Regions from separate parts of the Mus musculus genome. Here regions 2 and 3 are each linked to region 1. The links are chromatin loops, found by intact Hi-C in ENCODE. Cell type or tissue: heart. All regions are shown on one strand. Each heading gives the region's core, and the rest is flanking DNA. Links, peaks and the distances in the headings are about the cores only.

What was found. Hi-C counts contacts between places; a loop is a spot of excess contacts. Peaks named below come from ENCODE experiments on the same cell type or tissue, not always from the same donor. Only the 100,000 strongest peaks of a DNase experiment are listed, where the experiment ranks them.
Region 2: a loop joins it to region 1, with 11 times the contacts of the local background. A loop is called at or near these places in 5 of 42 quality-filtered maps.
Region 3: it touches region 1 in a loop (12-fold over the local background); 5 of 42 quality-filtered maps call a loop at or near these places.

The regions. Positions count from the first base shown.
Region 1 is chr10:57,111,219-57,115,443 of GRCm38, forward strand. No RefSeq gene overlaps it. Among named protein-coding and RNA genes, the nearest start is that of Gm40652, 3.9 kb to the right of the region's middle. In heart, for the core only: no CTCF peak of the experiment used is centred there; a DNase peak (open chromatin) is centred at 2,243; H3K27ac peaks cover 1,714 bases.
Region 2 is chr10:56,374,128-56,378,352 of GRCm38, forward strand. Gja1 (gap junction protein, alpha 1) reads left to right here and starts at 3,173. Exons shown (of 2, transcript NM_010288.3): 1 at 3,173-3,391. In heart, for the core only: a CTCF peak has its summit at 1,736 (motif pointing left); a DNase peak (open chromatin) is centred at 2,204; H3K4me3 peaks cover 479 bases; H3K27ac peaks cover 1,267 bases.
Region 3 is chr10:56,979,327-56,983,551 of GRCm38, forward strand. It overlaps Gm36827 (a long non-coding RNA gene), which reads right to left and starts at 2,905. Exons shown (of 3, transcript XR_871656.2): 1 at 2,738-2,905. RefSeq lists an enhancer at 1-2,490. In heart, for the core only: no CTCF peak of the experiment used is centred there; a DNase peak (open chromatin) is centred at 1,665; H3K27ac peaks cover 1,299 bases.

The DNA of each region.
Region 1 (4,225 bases), core at 721-3,220:
AGTATAAAATCATGGTATTTCCTGGAATCTAAGTTAAGCAAGAAGGAGCCACACCCAAGACTGGAAGAAGGGTGTACACCAAAACTGTAAGTTGTAAGAAAGAAAGACAGGTTGGCAAAGAAAGTTGAAGTGATGTGGGCACCAAGGTGCAAGAAAGCAAGGAGAGGTTGGGGAGACATACACAGTGTAGCTAGGGGAGCAGGCATCATTGAACTCATCACTGTCACAGCAGTTAGAGCATTTTTAGAACATCAGAGAAGGAGACTTTCTGGAATGAAACGCAGAGTACATTAACTCCTTCAAGAAGTCTTGATATAGAAGGGAATAGAGTAATGGTCAGTAGATTGTTGTTGGGAGGGGTAAGCAAAATTTTAAGATTATAATTCAGGGCTGGGAAACCCAATAGAAAGGAACACTAGGCTAACATAGGAGAGATGGGCAGGAATTGAGAGCTAAGCTTGGGATGGAACAAGCAGAAAAAGCAGAGATGGAAAAATGAGGTGAGAGATGTGCACAGACATGGTGTCTAGCTTGCTTGGGAAGAAGAGGGTGTTCTGGCACAGGGCTTCATGTTTGTTTGTTTAGTAAAAAATAAAACAAAAAAAACATACAACAAAACCTGCTATGTCCACTCCAGTGCAGTCTGCTTGGTAGGTCTAAGGGCCTGAAAGCAGTCACGAGGCAAAGAGTTTCAAGGAAACTTTGCCTCCTGAAACCTTGGCATTTCCATAGCCCATATACTCAAACCCTGACCCCGAGTTAGGCTGGTGTATGTTCTCTTTCAGTATTGTTTTATTATAAGTGCCTTTAAGGATTGGTTTTTGACATAGCTAAGCCCCCACCAGTGTTCCAATGGTTCCTAGAAAATCCTTGAAATCTACAGTGAGCTTGGAATTCAGTAAGAATATTATCTATTCAGTAATATTCAAATTCACTTCTAGTAGAGACAGTGAAAATAATCAGACATTACAAAGTACAGAGCTAGGAAAGCTCAGGGCTGGTCTACATAGTAATTACATAGGACAATAGCTGAGTCACACCCAAACACAGGAATACACAATGTCCTAGCAAATAGGAAAGTTAGTGGAAGGGAATTCCCCTGGTACAGGTTTCTTCATTAGGCCCAGAGGAATAGCATAATCAGGTATTTACTAAAGAACCGCTGGTGGTGGGTTTAACAAGAGACTAGCATTGCATCAGAGCATTCACCTGGCTCCATTTTAAGTGGTAAGCATGGCCTGGTCCTGGGCATCTTTTTATGTATGCATTCTTTTTATTTTATTTATTTATTTATTTATTTGTTTGTTTGTTTGTTTGTTTGTTTGTTTGTTTGTTTTGTGTCAATGTAACTTGGCAGATGTGTTCGCCTGGGTTTTTTTTTGTTTTTCCTCTGTATAAAAAAGTCTGGTGTTCCTTTGGACAATACATTTAGATCCACACTCCCTTGTGTCATGTCTGTTTGTCACCTCCCCTCTCGCCAACTCCGTGTCCACCTGCTGGAACTCCTGATTTCCCACAGATTGAGGGGGGCCTGACTAGGCCCAGTCCGTGGCAAAAACAAAACAAAAACAGCCAGCAGACAAGCAAAAAGGACCAGAATGGGGGTAGAGTGGGCACAAAGGCAAGTGAACCCTTTGGGACACCATCTCAGGATGGTAAGACAGCACAGCATGTCCATTTGTAAAACTATTGTGAGTTTAAATTGAAACCCATTAGTCAGGTAGTGTATTTCTTTTCCAGCTATGTTCAATTACTTTGACCTAACCAAGAGGAATACAATGAGTTGAAGTCGTGGAGCTGTCAGGACAAATATATTTGATACAAGGAGAAAATCAAGAAGCCGAAGAGTGTTTGACCACTGCTCTCTCTGACAGCACTGTAAAAAAATTGCCAAAGACTTTTCCTTTTAAGTTCCTGAGTTCAAGTCCCCCTGAAAGTGGTCCATTTTTATTAGTTGTCTTTACGTGTCTTAGTCTTCCATTCTTTAAGGAGTTCAGAATGACTGTGATCCCCTGCCCAGAAAATTACATTCAGCTTTTGCCTTCCCTTCTTGTGTTTTGGGCAATTGCATGGCCATGAGCTACTATCTTATGCATTTCATTCCATACTGGGACACTGGAAATATCTCTCTCACCCTACTCAAATGAAAATGTGCTGGCCATGTACTACTTGAACTTAACATAGCCTCAATTCCCCCACTGTGGAGGACAAGAAAAGATTGGAACCAGTTTCCTGGTGACCGGAATCAGGGTGATCCGGTTTCAGACACCAAAGATTTGATATGGGCTACAGCCTCATGACCAAACAATTAATACTGCTGTCAGCATACCCTCTATTTACCCTCTAAAAAGGCTTGATGAATGTGTCACATTATGCCTGACTTGTAAATGTGCATGAGACAAATTCTATGCAGGCTGATGGTCTATCTTTAGAGCTAGCTGGAAGTCTTGGCTCTTCTCCTGCAGCTGTGTGAAATGCTTCAGTGTCTCTGACAATTCCCATGAACTCTACTTAACACAGACACCTCAAGATATATTCTTGGACTCTAGATTGAAAATATCTCTCAAGTCAAGCATCTGTACCCCCAATTTATTTTCTTCCATTTTTAATTTCAGGATTCATTATTACAAGAGACAGTATTTATTGATCACCATCTTAAACATTTAAAGTGATTAAATGATTCAATCACAACACAATAGGTACTTGTATGATTCCCATTCTAATGGTAAGGAAACTGAGTCACGAGGAGAGTAACCTGCTGACTGGTACCTGGTGAAGGCAAGGTTTCAGAGCAGCAATATGAACTCCTGAAGTCTTGCTACTAGAGCTAATAATAACTACAGAGCCCTTACACAGTATATTCTGCTAAAATAAACATGAAGAGGAAGTCATATTAGCTAATATAATTCTATAACTACACTTTCCTGTTTCAGAATCAGAGTAAAGACATCTAAGCTTGTTGCATTTCTATGGTATAAAATAATTTGTCTTACATTTCAAAATTACATTTTTTTAACTCGACTTAGAACAATCTCATATTAAGTCTAGTTCACTGGTTTATATCAGTATTATGGTGATTTTTTAACCTTTCCCACAGTATTCTTGCTTTCTTCTATATCAGAAATCAACATAGCCTCTTAGTGAAACAAAAAAATCAAAACTAGGATCTTAGAATGCTACCACTTAGATGAAAGTGTCTTAAAGCTCATGACTATGGCCTCACATGCCTTATGAGCTCTTCAGTCCAAGAATTCAATGATGTGAAATGTGAAATAGGAAATGTCTTAGAAAGTAGTATGATCCAACCCTTTATTTTATTAATTTTAAGTGAACCTCTTCATGAGGCCTGAACCTCTTCATGGTTAAAAATTTATTAATTATAATAGTTGCAAGGATATTGCCCACAGAGTAGTAATCATAATGCCTAAAGCATACTAAATTCCACTTTGCCCACAGACATTTTAATGCTAAAAACAGCATCAATGCCTGCAGTACCAGAAAACAAGTTACTAATTGATAATCAAAAGAATCCAACTAATGTGTTTGCTGAGTGTGAACAGGAAAAGCTGTCACCTTCAGAAGTTTCAAAATAGTTTTCTTTCTTTAGAAAGTGTGTATCTTCTCAGGACAAGCGTCAAGGTTCTCACATGTCTCTGTGCATGTCATTGGTCACAGCTGAGTCAGAGCAGAAATGACTTTGAAACTATTGCAAATGACATTTTCTGTATTTGGCAACTGTGGCAATCTGGATGTCCTCGTCACATGAAAAGGCTGACAGAACAGTCATTTTAGAATTTGCCCAGCAAAGCTATAGAACGTAGGTGAGGTGACACCCCGGAAGATAAAATTCAGGGTCTGGGAACAGGGCTGTGCCTGTTATCGCTCACACAGACCATTCCTCCTGTCATCGAGATGTCAGCATTCTGTCTTTTGCTGTAAGGTGGTATGTTTTGGAGATACAAGTAAGAGAATATAATTTCCATCCACTTCAGGAAGCGATAAAGCGTGAACACCTAACCATGACATGCCAGTATTAAGCCAAACACAGACCAGATAAATTACATATAGTATTTTATCACTCACCTCTCAACATGCTAACAATATTTAACACATTTAACATCATCTTATCTCCATGAACTATTAAATTATTACTTAATTAATGCCAGAAATCAATGAATTTCTGCCATTAATTAATGCCAGAAAACTTGTTTAAAAGTAGAGTCTC
Region 2 (4,225 bases), core at 550-3,049, 740 kb before region 1:
AGATCCATCTTCATTCCCAAGGAGCTACTTATCAGCTCTTCAGTCAGGTGACCACCTCTCTCTTGGGAGAGAAACTACCTTCATTCTCCTACATCCCAGCCCTCTACCTCAGCACTTCATTTTCTGTAAGGTCTGCATTCACTCTTGTTTTCAATGAATAATTGCCCTTTCTGAGTTAAAGACCTAGAAAGCCTCAGGCTAGTGTTATTTTCCTTACAACTAAACCGCCTCCCAACCATCTTGAATGCCTTTCTCCTCTTGACCTTACTGGCTTTTGTCATTCTTTTCTTTGTGGGCTTTAGAGGAAATCCATTCAAGCTGTGCGCTTTGTCTTGGAGATTCACGGCCTACATTCCTTCTTTTAACAAACACTTTAGAACCTGTGGCTTTAACTGTCGATTCTTTTCCGTTAAATTACAATCTTTACAAAATTTTAACCTGAACACCTTAACCCACAGTTGAGAGGCCCCTTGGCTACCTTTGCCTAGGCATTTACGCTCTCCATCACTGGATTCTCTCTCCTATAGTGTCTTCTGCTGCCTCCACCCCTTCCCTTACCCCCCACCCCGCACCCCTGCACCCCAGCTTCCGTTTTTGGTGTTAGTAATATTTTCCCAATTAAATTTCCAAACTTGCTCTCCACTTCCTCCTGCCTCTTGTTTTCCTGACCTATCAGTCCATGAACAAGCTCTAACGTCTCTGCTTCCCTTTCTTCTCTAAGGTTGGCACATTCATAGCTCACCTCTCTTCCATTCTAGCACCAACTGCGATGCTCTCCATAACAGTCTTTACAGCCTGTTTTTGTTTTTTAACTCAACACTGGGTTGTCTCTAATGCAGTTGAGGATTACTTGAAACTCTTCTCAGATGATTGTACTGTGTTACCTTCTCAGGTGACTGGGTCTATAGGCAAAGACCATTGGGATTAAAGGTGTGTGCCCCATGCCCAGCAAATCTTTCTTTAAATTAAATAAAATTTGGTTTAGTAAAGAGGGAAAGAGGAACAGGTAGACTCGTGAACACTAAGTTCTACTGAGGTTCTATAAATGTGCGTAAGCTAACTATGGGTGGATGATGAATTGTTTGCTTCTAAAAACAATTCTTTAGAAGTCTGGATATTTTCCCATAGAGAATAATAAATATTACAACTGACAAATTGCTTATGCTGAGTTCTATACCACAAACTTTACACTTGTATCAAAACATCACATAACCCCCAACATTACATACAATTCTTATGTGTTTTATCAACTAAAAATAAATTTAATATGCCAGGCATGTGGTGCGTACATTTAATCCCAGTGCTGAAGAGGCAAAGGCAGGCAGAACTCTGTGAGTTCGAGTTCCAGGACGGCTACAACTATGTAGAGACCTCGTCCTTTAAAAAAAAAAAAAAAAAAAAAAAAAGTAACTAAATAAATTTAATAAGAACCAACAAGCTAGCTCAGTGGTAAAGGTGCTGTTTTCAGGCTGAGTATCTAAGTTAATTTTGAGATGGAAAAAGGGATCCAGTTTCACAAGCTGTCTTCTAATTTCCACTTGCATACACATATATGAATACACATAATAAATAAAGGTTAAAAAAAAACCAAAAACAAAAACAGAAACTCTAGGAGCTGGAGAGATGGCTCAGTGATTAAGAGCACTAACTGCTCTTCCAGAAGTCCTGAGTTCAATTCCCAGCAACCACATGTTGGCTCACAGCCATCTGTAATGAGATCTAAAGCCCTCTTCTGGTGTGTCTGAAGAGTTACAGTGTATTTATATACATAAAATAAATAAATCTTTTTTTAAAAAAATCTAATGTCACATTATCACATTCATTGCTGGACATAAAGCCTTGAAAGTCCGATTATAGTTTCTGCATCTGTAACATTACTTCCCTTCTTTAAGTTAAAGACAAAGGAACCTCAAAAGTAAGAGAACATGCTGGGGTCTTAAACTGTGAGGTTTTAAATGGCACTCCCTTAGTCATCCTAGTGAGAGGGTGCTTCGGCAGGAAAATGTTTCCCAGGAAGTCTTCGCCATCCTTTGTTCTGCTATTTACATTAGTGTGAGACGTTCAGCTCCATCAGGTGATGCCTATACAAAGGCCTAACTCCAGGAGCGCCGCTGAAGCCTGTTTATCGCCCTATCACAAGCCCTCGTGGGGGGCATCTGGGAACCCTCAAAGGAGCTGCCCACCCTAGGAATGAGGTCATATGACTCAGGCTTTCATAAACCCCATCAGGTATGATGAGAGAGGCATGAAGCTGTGGGCAGGCAGTCACCAGGCCCACATCTCTTCCCTGAAAGTGCTTCCGAGGGACAGGATTGGAAGAGAGAAAGAAGTTTTGAGACAGGCTGTGTCTGGCAACTCTGGTCTGCAGCGGTTAGAAGGAAGAGGAGGAGGGGGACAATTCTGGCATCTCCCTGCCGATTTAAATGTTAAATTGTAGGCATAAAAAAGACTAAGATATGGATCTTCACTTCCTTGGAGATTGGGTTGAGGTCCTATCAACGTTTCAGACAAGAGTTACATACATGATATATTATTTTTATTCATAGTATAGAACATGTATCTTCTTGTTGTTAATTAAAAGAATAAGGAAAACTACCTAAAGCAGCAGAGAAACTGAAGAGTAGACATCCCACTCCACGGGTCTGGTTGTGAAATGCCTTTCCCATGCCCACCGCCTCTTTCCTTTGTTAATTGTCCGGGTTTAAGAGGAAGAGAATTAGGTCATAAGAAAGATCACTCACACCCACCTCAAGCTTCACACACCTTGGGCAACCCAGAACAAGTCTGCACGAGTTCACCTTGTCTCCCCCCCCATTTTTATTTATTGTAATATTATTATTATTATCATTATTATTTAGGAAATGTGACCTAAAAGGGACATCTTCTCACTGCCCGTGGTCATCTCCTGAAGGAATGACCCATCCAACAGTTTTTTTTTTTAATCTGTGAGGAGTCACAGCCCCGCAGTAGCTGACGTACATCTAGAGCTATTTCTTACTTTTTTTCCCCTTCTCGTCAGCACATTGAAACTACAACTTTATCTTGACCAGGTTGCTTCTTCTGCCTGCTCAGCTCCACGCTCGCCAGCCTCCACTCCACCTCCTCCCCGCCTTTTCTTCCTCCCTCCCCTTTCTCCTAGCCCCTCCTTCCAGTTGAGTCAGTGGCTTGAAACTTTTAAAAGCTCTGTGCTCCAAGTTAAAAAACGCTTTTACGAGGTATCAGCACTTTTCTTTCATTGGGGGAAAGGCGTGAGGGAAGTACCCAACAGCAGCAGACTTTGAAACTTTAAACAGACAGGTCTGAGAGCCCGAACTCTCCTTTTCCTTTGACTTCAGCCTCCAAGGAGTTCCACCACTTTGGCGTGCCGGCTTCACTTTCATTAAGTGAAAGAGTAAGTTTTGAAAAAAAGAAAAACCCACTTTACCTAGTAGCGTCTCTTTCTGTAAGGGAAACTCTTCTATGCTTTGTAAATGCGTTGCGTCTTTGACTTAGGATACTGTAAGTAGAACGACGATCTTCAAAGTGCCTTTGTCATTTCCACGTGCTGAGTTTGATTTGGGTTTGTTTAAAAAGTTCCGCTGAGAGTGCAACAGGTAAAAGGCTCAAACTTTTTCCAACTAGAGTGAAGGAAGGACCAAGTTACTAAACTTAGTTCTTTGTTATGGAGCCTAACTTCACTTTTCTGTAGTCGCCAATGGAGAAGGTGTTGCGGGGGTGGGGGTGATGGGGGGGCACCTCAGTCAACTTTGCTTAGCCTGCTTCCTATAGTGCTGGACACTACACGCTTCTTTTTTTTCTTATGAAAATCCGGTCGCCTGTTCTACTGCCTTGAAACTGCAGACTCCTTTTGTAACAGAGTGCTTTGTTGAGACGCTGCGGCAGCAGTTGACTTCCACGTGGTTCTCTCTTAGACTTTTCAGGACTAAGCCACTAAATACGTAGACCAGGGTGCTGCGGTTAGAGTTTTTAGACCAACAGTGGGTACTTTGTGCAAGCCTGTGCGATGCTACGGGATGAACCTCTTAGCCTGCACAGCCAGCATTTTTTTTTAATACTCCACGCTGGCAACTCCGGGCGCGAGAAATCTTGAATGGGTGGTGGTGACTTACGGAGAGTTAGAGGAAGAACGGGCGTTTAGAAACAGTGTGTGCCAGGTTGCTTTTCCAAAATCAACTGCTAGAACGCGAGCTCCTAGAAGGAATGGGGAAAAGGGATTTTTAGAGCT
Region 3 (4,225 bases), core at 550-3,049, 130 kb before region 1:
ATTGCCAAGAGAATATTTTTGTCTTCTCTTTGGATGGGGGAGCAAGATCATCTTTTGATTTTTAATTGAAAAAAGCCATTTGCTTTGGTAAGTTTCCATTCTTTAATTAACTCAATAAATGATTTTAAAGCCCAAGATCAATTGTATGTTATTAGCAGCCTTGTCCTACTTGACAGAAAATACTCACATAGGAGACAAGAAATAAAGAGTCTTAAGTTAGCGTAGATGATAAAAAGACTGCCAGTGTTGAAGTGTGCCTCAGGGCTAGAAGTGTCAGGGTTGAAGAAGACCTTAGAGCTGGAGGTAAAAACGTATAGGGTACAGAATGTGTTCCTGAAACCTAAAGCCTCTCCTTGAAGCATGTTTACCTTCCATTTGCCTATATAACTTGATTATTTCCTAGCTTAAGCTACCCAGTAACTTACCAGGAACCTCCTCACACCCAGGAACATCTGTTTTCAATTGGAAAGTGCTTACAAGAGGACCACCTGCCAGCTCAGGGAATGTTTTCCTTCTCCCAGTGGGGTCTTAGCTTTCATGTAGTTAAAGCGAGCTAAGCAAGAAGCCCTGAAGACTATTGTTAAGGCTCACATGCTTACTGGTATGTTCTTATATACAGAAAACGAAACCCATAAGATACAACTATGCTCAGTTTTTAAATTCTATCTTTACTGATCCTTACTCAGAACTCTGAATTTTTTTCTCCATGCCTTTCTTTATATTTCCTTTCTCCACTTTTATTTATTCATTTCATTTGTGGGTACGATGGCACATGTGTGTCACAGTAAGCATGTGGAGGTCAAAAGACAAGGAGGTAGGTTCTTTCCTTATACCTTGTGGGGACCAGGGATGAAAGCCAAGGCACCAGCAAGTGCCTTTACCTAATGAGCCATCTTCTTGGCCTCTTTCTTCATATGCCTTTGCTCTGTTACATTTCCTGATACCACTAATAGTCTTGATACAAAAGAAAATGTTTCTCAGTTTTGAAAGCTATGGCATTAAAGCAAATGCAAACACTTCTTCAATGAGCCTAAATGTTGTTTCTCCCACACCCAGGACAATTGCCATGGGCACAAAAGAGTCATGAAGGCTGCTAAAGAACTGAACTATTTCAGCTCTAATCCTGATCTAAAGTTCAAGTGCAAACTTGTGCACACATGGAGAGAAGCTGTTTGAAGGAAATGAAGGAGAACCACTTGGGAATGTGGGTGCTCCTTGCTTCTGAATTTTGCCAAGTTCTCTCACACATTCTGTCACTCTTTGAAGTATAAATGTGCCAGGGAAGTGAAAACTGGGCCCTGGTATCACCTTCTTTTTCAGTAAGAGAGAGAAAAAAAATAAACAAAGATGTGTTATGGGCGTAGTTATTGTTGTAACATCAACTTTATAATGAAATATCTAGAGTAGATGCTTCCTCTATTGATACTGGAATCCCCCTCATAGGCTTACATCAGTCTTAAAATACCAGGGATACAAATAACCGTCCTACCAGGAACATAACCTATGTGGGAGCCTCAGAGGCTGGCCTCATGCAAACCCTGTGCACATTCCACATCGATGGAAGGGATCTCAGACACCCAGCTGCAGCTGACAAAATGTAGGAGTCAGGTGACAAAGTGGTGACAGGATCCTTGATGACAGCCAAAATACAGTTCCAAGTTAATATCACTTCCACACTATCTTCAGCCTGGGTCACATGGTTGCTCGGTAGAGACACACCTCAGTAAGAACCCAGAAGCACACTCACACCATGCCCTGCATTCCACAGACTCCCCTGCCTTGTTAAGAGGATCACAACACAAAGGTTATTTACCATGGGAACTCAGATTAATTCACCACTCAGGAACTAGAAGTGGACTAGGCGAGCTGCTCTCAGAAAAACAAGCCAAATGTGCTAACTCACATTACCTCACCTTCAGCAGGCACAAGTGGTGAGGAGAAATGAGTGTGGTAAGAAAGCAGGTAGTCTTTGCAGGTTCATTTCTCATGACATACTTGTCTTGAGAATCTGAATGCTAGCAATGGATGACAATAGCTTGCTTTAAGGACGACATGGAAAGGTATTCTCAAAGATCATCTTAAAGAAGATTCACAGAGCTGAGTAGTAAACTCTTCAGGCTCCTGAGCCACAAGATCTCTACTGCAAACTAAAGCCTGTCATGATGAAACCACAAAGTTAGGTTTGGCCACATAAAAATGACACAAATGGGTACCAGACTGCATCTGTTATCTGGGTCAAATCTACATAGTTTGTTGACCTTTGGGTCTAAAATGTTGACCAGACCTGAACTTTAGGTGAATACAGTCCAGTGACTCATTCCAATGGCAGTGTATAAAAGACTTCATAAGTACTGCATTAAATTTCAGAATACCAATTTTAAGAAAATCACTCTCTCCCCTTCAGTTTCATCATCTGCATATCCATGAAGAAACTTACAGAATCCACTGAGTGTTTCCTAATTTAAAATTTTGATTTTCTTCCCATAGGCGACTAAATCTCAAAAATAGCATATTTGCTCCAGTTTCTCTGAGCAGTGTTTCAGAAGGCAGGTATCCCCTGTCTAAGGAATGCTACAAGTCTCAGGAAAGTCAATTGTAGGTTTTATTACATAAATAATAAGGTAAGTGACTCGTATACTTTCCATTCTGATCCCCATTACAACATTAGGTTGCAAACTGGTTAATATCTTTTTTTATATTTTGAGATATTAGTGGAGGAAAGAAATATGTTACTCACCCACTATCTTATAGCTAATGCAGAGAAGAACAGAGCAGAACATTGTAAATGCCAGCCAGGTTTTAAAACACACCATTCTCCTAAAGTGCTCTCTACCTTTGAACCACTTCAAAAGGAGACTCTGAAATGAGAGAGCAACCATGCCCAAGTAACCACTAACTTGTGCAGATAAATATAGGCATTCTGCAATAGTTTCACGAGACAGAACAGAAATGGAACACACTGACATCAAGAGTAATATCACACAAAGAATCTACTTCCATGGGCTTCTGGCCTCACAAAATTATAAATTCTACAGGGACTTTCAGGGCTATCCACATTTACAAACACAACCCTGTTGTGCTGCTTTCCAGAGACAAGGAGAATGATAAAACTATTATTATTTTAAGTAGCTTCCTTCTAAATAAAAACACACTTATAAATTGGACACAAGTCTGTTTTTTGTTTGTTTGTTTGTTTGTTTGTTGTTGTTGTTTTGGTTTCTTGTATTAAGGTTGAAACTTTGGTCATTTTAAATAACGAACAGGAACATATCCGTTGTTTGTGAAAAACTGCATTCTGGCTGGCAGAGGGCCCTGTGTCCCCCCCCCCCCTTCTTTTCATGTTTTTTCACACTCCATCTGGTTTTGTGTACTCCGTGTCTTTTCCTCTCTGCCAAGTTTTTTTTTTCAGTGTACACACATCACTCTACATCTTCAAAGCATTTTACAAAGCTCATTTCCACGATGCTCTAAAATGAACTTCTTCGTGTTTTTCTCACAAGCCTCTAAAATACCTCACTACATGACTCTTCTTTTACTTGTTTCCAAAGAAAATCCATTTCATTTACACATTTAAAGTGCCAAACCCTCATCTTGTTTGTATTGTCCTGGACTATTTCATATTGGTTTAGCACATTCTTGGTGTCAAGCAGTGTGCAGTGTATCCTGTTACCTAGACACTGGAGCGAGGTCTGTGCGGAACCCAAGTATGGACAGAAAGATGCAAGTATCTACTGTCTTGTTATGAACAGATATGGTAATCGCAAGGATTCCAGAACAATAAGAGTAAGAATTTAGATAGCAGTGATGAGCACAGCTCTAGATATTTTCTAAAAGCTTTTTGTATTATCAACTGAGAAATATCACAGACTGGGAAACAATAAATTGTTATTGAGTTTAAGTTGGGGTGGAGGGGTATATAGATTAGTTCCAATTGCTTGATAAGTAGCCAGGCAAGTTTCTGTGTATTTTGAATGCTTTTCAAATCATCTTTATTGCCTTGTACTGTTTTATCAGATACATGGTTTGATTCATCCCCTTTTCATTTTGAAGTCAACAAGAGTCTTTTAGGGGCATAATGGTGTTTCCTAAATTCATATGTTGATTTTCTAATCAGAAGTACCTCAGAATATGACTGTATGTAGAGAACACATTGTATTAATCAGAGATTTCTAGAATCACAGAATTCATGGAATGAATTCTGTCCTCTCTCCATATATATATAACA